Regions from separate parts of the Homo sapiens genome. Here region 2 is linked to region 1. The links are chromatin loops, found by intact Hi-C in ENCODE. Cell type or tissue: natural killer cell. All regions are shown on one strand. Each heading gives the region's core, and the rest is flanking DNA. Links, peaks and the distances in the headings are about the cores only. Region 1 overlaps PTPRA (protein tyrosine phosphatase receptor type A). Region 2 overlaps LOC105372507 (a long non-coding RNA gene).

Evidence for each region. Peaks named below come from ENCODE experiments on the same cell type or tissue, not always from the same donor. Only the 100,000 strongest peaks of a DNase experiment are listed, where the experiment ranks them.
Region 2: a loop joins it to region 1, with 13 times the contacts of the local background. A loop is called at or near these places in 17 of 110 quality-filtered maps.

The regions. Positions count from the first base shown.
Region 1 is chr20:2,999,476-3,002,389 of GRCh38, forward strand. All of the region lies in intron 9 of PTPRA (protein tyrosine phosphatase receptor type A), which reads left to right. Among named protein-coding and RNA genes, the nearest start is that of GNRH2, 43 kb to the right of the region's middle. In natural killer cell, for the core only: a CTCF peak has its summit at 1,612 (motif pointing left); a DNase peak (open chromatin) is centred at 1,626.
Region 2 is chr20:2,687,093-2,690,006 of GRCh38, forward strand. The region is part of intron 2 of LOC105372507 (a long non-coding RNA gene); the gene reads right to left. Among named protein-coding and RNA genes, the nearest start is that of EBF4, 4.2 kb to the right of the region's middle. In natural killer cell, for the core only: CTCF peaks have their summits at 1,072 (motif pointing right) and 1,271; a DNase peak (open chromatin) is centred at 1,089; H3K27ac peaks cover 831 bases.

The sequences.
Region 1 (2,914 bases), core at 250-2,749:
TTAAGACAGTTTTGTATTGGCACTGGGATAGACAGATCGACCAGTGGAATGAAATAAAGAGCCCAGAAGCAGATCCATTTGTAAGTGGAAACCTATTTATGACAGAAATGCTCTTGCAGTTTGGGTGGGGAAAAGATGGTCTTCACAATAAATAGTGCCTGGGACCATTGGTAACCCTGTGGGAATAAATGAAATTGAATGCTTGTCACATATCAAACACAAAAACCAATTCCAGTTGCTGTAAACACTGAAATTTAAAGGACAAAAATGATAAAATGTAGAGATCATAATGTAGTAAAATATACTTCTGATCTCACAGTAGGAAAGGATTTCTTAAGACTTAAAATGTTGATAAAAGGGAAGATTGATGAATTTACATGAAAATGCAAAACCTCTGTTCATAAATGATACCATAAAGAAGATGAAAGGGAAGGCCACAACCTTGGTAAAAGATAACACAGGTAACTGATAAAGGAAGAGTATCCAGAATATATAAAGAACTTCTACAAATTGTTAAGAAAATAAGTAGGCTGGGCGCAGTGGTTCATGCCTGTAATCCCAGCACTTTGGGAGGCTGAGGTAGGCGGATCACAAGGTCAGGAGTTCGAGACCAGCCTGGCCAACACGGTGAGACCCTGTCTCTACAAAAAAATACAAAAAAAATTAGCCAGGTGTGGTGGCGGGCGCCTGTAATCCCAGCTACAGGGGAGGCTGAGGAAGGAGAATTGCTTGAACACAGGAGGTGGAGGCTGCAGTGAGCCAAGATTGCGCCACTGCACTCCAGTCTGGGTGACAGAACAAGACTCCATTTTGAAAAAAATAATCCAGTAGGACAACGGGGAAACCACTTGACTAGGTACTTCACGGAAGAGGAAACTCTTTTGACCAGTATGCTATGGAAAGATGATGAACCTCATTAATAATCAGAGAAATGTAAATCAGTTAACACAAAGTCTGACAGTAGCAAATGTTGATAAGCATACGGAACTGGAACACTACATTGCTGGTGGGAGTATAAATTAGTACAACTTCTTTGAAAAACAATTTGGCCTTATCTGGTAAGGTTAAAGATACCTATACCTGAAATTCTTGCACATATGCACAAGAAAGATACAAAAATGTGTCTCAAAGCAGGACCTTTAACTGTAAACAACCCAAATATTCATCAGTAGTAGAATGGATAAGTAAATTTTAACACCGTCTCAAATGGAGCACTACAAAGTAGCTGAAGTTAGCAGCCAGGATGAATCTTAGGAACGTAATGTTGAGCCAAAGAAAAAAGCAACTCACCACTTAATCATGATTCCATTTTCCTCAAAAACTAGACTAGCAATAATAATACATTGTTTTGGATGTAAAAAATATGAGATACAAATAAAGGAATGTAATGATAATTATAAAACTTCAGGTTTACCAGTGAGAGGGGAAGGAAGAGGATATAAGGAGAGGAGCCCAAAGAGAGCTTCTAAGTTAAATTATGTGATGGATACTTTTTAAAAAATAAATATCAACAAATGTGAAAAAAAAATTTTTTTTTAACCGACATGTCTTTAAAAAATGAATGAGTACTTAGCCTTGGTTCCAGTTAAGGCTTAAACAAGAGATGAAACGGTCTTCGATGCCACCTAGTGTTTCTAGAGAGTTTAACATTTTATAGACTTCTGCTCTAGCTGCTCCTTCCTAGCTCTGTGAGCTAGGTTTTTCAGAGTAGAAACCAAAAGGAGTAGGATTCACCTTGTTTTCATCCGTGACGCAGGCTCTTCATTCTGAACCTTTGCATCTAGCGCTGTGTTCTCCAGGGCAAGCCCTTTCTTCTCTCTTGTTAAACAATGGCTCCTGTTTCTTCCTGACTCTTTTTAGGAGCCTTAGTCCACCTGGAGACCTAGTTTTTCTTTATCATGACTGAGGGAGCTAGGGATGCTGATAGGGCTGTGAGATGTAGTCTTTGTTATTCCTGACATTTTTGTATTGAAGACTGTTTTCAAGAGTCTTGCTGTCCCTACGTCTGTTCTACATTTTAGAGAAGGGATGCACAGGAAAACTAGTGCCTCTGGATTAGCCATCAGGGCTTAAAAAACTGACATCTCATCCTGCCCTGTACTTGGGTGGAAACCTGTGGAAATCTTATGTGAAGGAAGAGAATGCAAACTGTGGGTGAACTGAGAAATTCTGATCTAAAATAATGGTCTCTACTGCGTGTGTAAGAGTCCAGCCCAGGAAAATCTTTTCTTCCTTTTGTGGTATTCACAGCATAGGGTCAGGGGTAATTGCCTCTGTTAGTAAAATAACATGCAGAACCTCCAGGGTTTTAATCTGAAAGGAAATCTCTTGAGTAGGTGAGGGCAGATGGATTTTGAGGTCCTAATTTCCCTATCTTTGGGTCTTTCACTTTAATTTCTCCTATCACTGTCATGCTGGTTTCCAGTAAATATATTTGCTCCTTTCTTAAAGCTCTTGCTTCCCAGCCTGGGCAACATAGCAAGATCCACCTCTACAAAAATAAAAATTAAAAAATTAGCCAGGCATGGTGGTGCTGTGCCTGTAGTCCCAGTTACTCAGGAGGCTGAGGCAGTAGGATACCTCCAGCCCAGGAGTTCAAGGCTGCAATGAGCTATGATGGCGCCACTGCACTCCAGCCTGGGTGACAGAGCGAGACCCTGTCTCCAAAAAAAAACAACAAAAAACTCTTGCTTCCATCTGACAAAAAATTGGTTCCCTTTGGGTTGGCATTTCCTTTATTCAGTCTTTTTTTAAATTATTATCAAAGACAGAAACGTTCATTCTTCATTTCTGCCTCTTGCTCTTCCCAGTCCACTTTTGCCTTCATTCCATCTCCAAATGTAGTAATTTTTTTTTTTTTTTTTTTTTGAGACAGAGTTTTGCTCTTTCTGCCCAGGCTGGAGTGCAATGGCGC
Region 2 (2,914 bases), core at 93-2,592, 310 kb before region 1:
CAATTTACGCCAGTGGCGAGACATTGATTTAAACCAAGTAACTTGAACTCAGGTTTGCTCCCCATGTACTTGGAATTTAACTGCGCTGAGCTTTTACTTATTTATTTCAAGTACTCTATAGTAGTTCTGAGCCCCTGCCTCCTGTGTTGCTGGGACTAGAGGCACATGCCACTGCACCCGGATAATTTTTGTTTTCTTTGTATTGTTTTTGTTTCATTTTGTTTGTTTTTTTCAGTAGAAGCGGGTTTTTGCCATGTTGGCTGGGCTGGTCTCGATCTCCTGGCCTCAAATGATCCACCCTCCTTGGCCTCCCAAAGTGCTGGGATTACAGGCGTGAGCCACCGCGCCTGGCCCTCCCCAACAATTTGAAAATGAATTTGATCTTGCCCCACCGGTAAATATATATATATATGTGTGTGTGTGTGTGTGTATATAATATTTCAAAATTGTTGCCATTGCCTATGAGTAGCTAAGGGGCAGCCGTCAGGGATAGTGTTGGGTGCTGCTGCAGTTTTAGGTTTGAGACTGCAGGGAACAGCCGTGCTCTGCAAAATAGCAGGGAGTGGGCATAGCTTGCTGCACTGGGAAAACGGTCCCCTTCCTCTTCCTCAATGGGCATTGAGACCGGGTGTCTTTGAAGTGGTTTGTGATTGGCAGGTGTGTGAACAACCAGGACCAATGATCCCAGAGCCTGGGGATAGGAGCTCGACTCTCCTGCCAAAGGGTCCACCACGATAGCTCCTATTGTTTTATTATTCAAGATTGAATAACTGGGCCTAGATGTGGGATGGAATGGATCCTAAGGCAAGACTAATACTTGTGGTGTGGGGTTTTCTTGAAGCAATTGAAGAGGCCTCAGGAATCAACAGCGAGGAAGGCCCAGAGCTGGCGCATACCTACCAGACCACCTTCTTGGATGGCCCTTGTCATTCTGGATTTCTTCATGGAACTATGAGAATTGCCATAATTAATGCGCGCTTTAGTTTTTGTATTCCTCCTTTCATTTTAATTACCATCGGGGATCTGACAGGAAGTGGATCCAAGTGCCGGCATCACACTCTGGGGCCTCCGGGGGGCGCTATGGCCCAACACACAGCGTGGCCAAGCGCGCCTCAGCCTAACTCACCACTTCCTATCTGTTTTATACGGTTTGCACCCGCTTAAGGCGGCGGAGGCGTGGGGGAGTTCTGCTGATGTAAAAAAAAAAAACATTGTTTTATGACTAGACCTACAGAAAAAATGTCCAAACTCCTTAGCATGGCATGTTAGGCACCAGCATGACCCTCCCGGTGCTGGGTGCTAAAACCTCCACCTTGAAGGAAGTGCAGCAAACCCATTCATTCCGCTCTGCTAGTCCTTACACAAGCTGCTCCCGGGCCCCTCCTCACCTTCAGGCTCAGGCCCTTTTTCTGTGCTTGTCCCAGGACTTGCTCCGCTTCTGTAACAGCCCAGGTCACTCCAGAGTGACATTGAGCATTCATGAGTCTCCTGCCACCTGACTGTGAGCTCATAAGGGCGCCACCTGGGTTTCATTATCTGCTCACTCTCTAGCACTGGCCACTCACAAAAAAGCCCTTCTCGTGGACATGAGCACAATGAAAGGGTAGAATGAGACCCAAGGCTCTGGCCTAAGGGTTTGTGGTGAGCCCCTGCCAGAAAAGAGTGGCATTCTCTGCAGGCGTGCACCACGCTTCCTCTGTCATCACCACCCCTGTAGCTCTCTGTGGCCACAGTTGGAGCACTTCGCCCCACCCCACCCACCAAATTCCTTTCTCATGGAGAAGATGCAGCAGTTGGAACGGGACAATATACAAAGGAACTAAGATAAATAATGCATGGCCGGCACAGTGGCTCACACCTATAATCCCAGCACTTTGGGAGGCCAAGGCATGAGGATCACTTGAGGCCAAGAGTTCGAGACCAGCCTGGGCAACATAGCAAGACCTCTGTCTCAAAAAAAAAAAATATATATTAGCCAGGCATGGTGGTGCACACCTGCAATCCCAGCTACTTGAGAGGCTAAGGAGGGAGGACTTGAGCCCAGGAGTTTGAGGATGCAGTGAGCTATTATCGCGCGACTGCACTCCAGCCTGGGTGACAGGGTGAGACCCTGACTCTAAAAAAATAAATAAATAAAAGGTTAAAAAATAAGATAACTAATGCAAAATAAAAGCGCACAGAGGGTTCCAAGAAACAACAGACTTTCACCTGGATCTAAAGCAGAGACACTCACCTCTGACCCCCAAGTGCTGCCCCAGAACTGCTCATTGACCTTCCTCCCTTCATCACCCCTTGGTTCAGCAGCTCTAACCCAGGAGCCCTTCTCTGGGGCTGCAGGCTCTGGGAAGCCTCAAACACCATCCTGGCTGGTTTTCTGTTCCATGTGGTTAGGATAGAACAGAAACCCACGCAAGTTGGGAGTCTGCCCCAGCTATGACTGAGCCTTAACTCAGTGCCACTTTCCTGGGCTGACTGATTCCACCTTCTGCGCAGGTTAATTCTGAGCATCTATCCCCCAATCTATCTTGGGGACAACCTTCCAGAATGAAAAGCACTCCAACCAAATCACTTCAACCATCACAAAAAGGAATGCTGCAAAGTGAGGGCATTCCGGCAGGAAGGGCCAGCCAGCATGAAGGCTGGAGCTGGGAGACAGGGAGCTGGGTTTGGGAAACGGTGTGATCTCCCATGCTGGATAAGCAAGAAACTCACACAGCAAGGGAGTGGAGGTAAGGCTGGCCGGCAAGAGAAATTGGATAGGGCATCAAAGGGCCTAGAATGTTCCCAAACTAAGGGCCTAAATGTTTATTTGAGAAGCCACAAAAGACATTTAAGTTTCTAAGCAGGCGATGGCCCAATCCAAGCAACACTTTTTAAAACTGTGGCAGGAGGATGGGGGTGTTTGGGGGTGAGC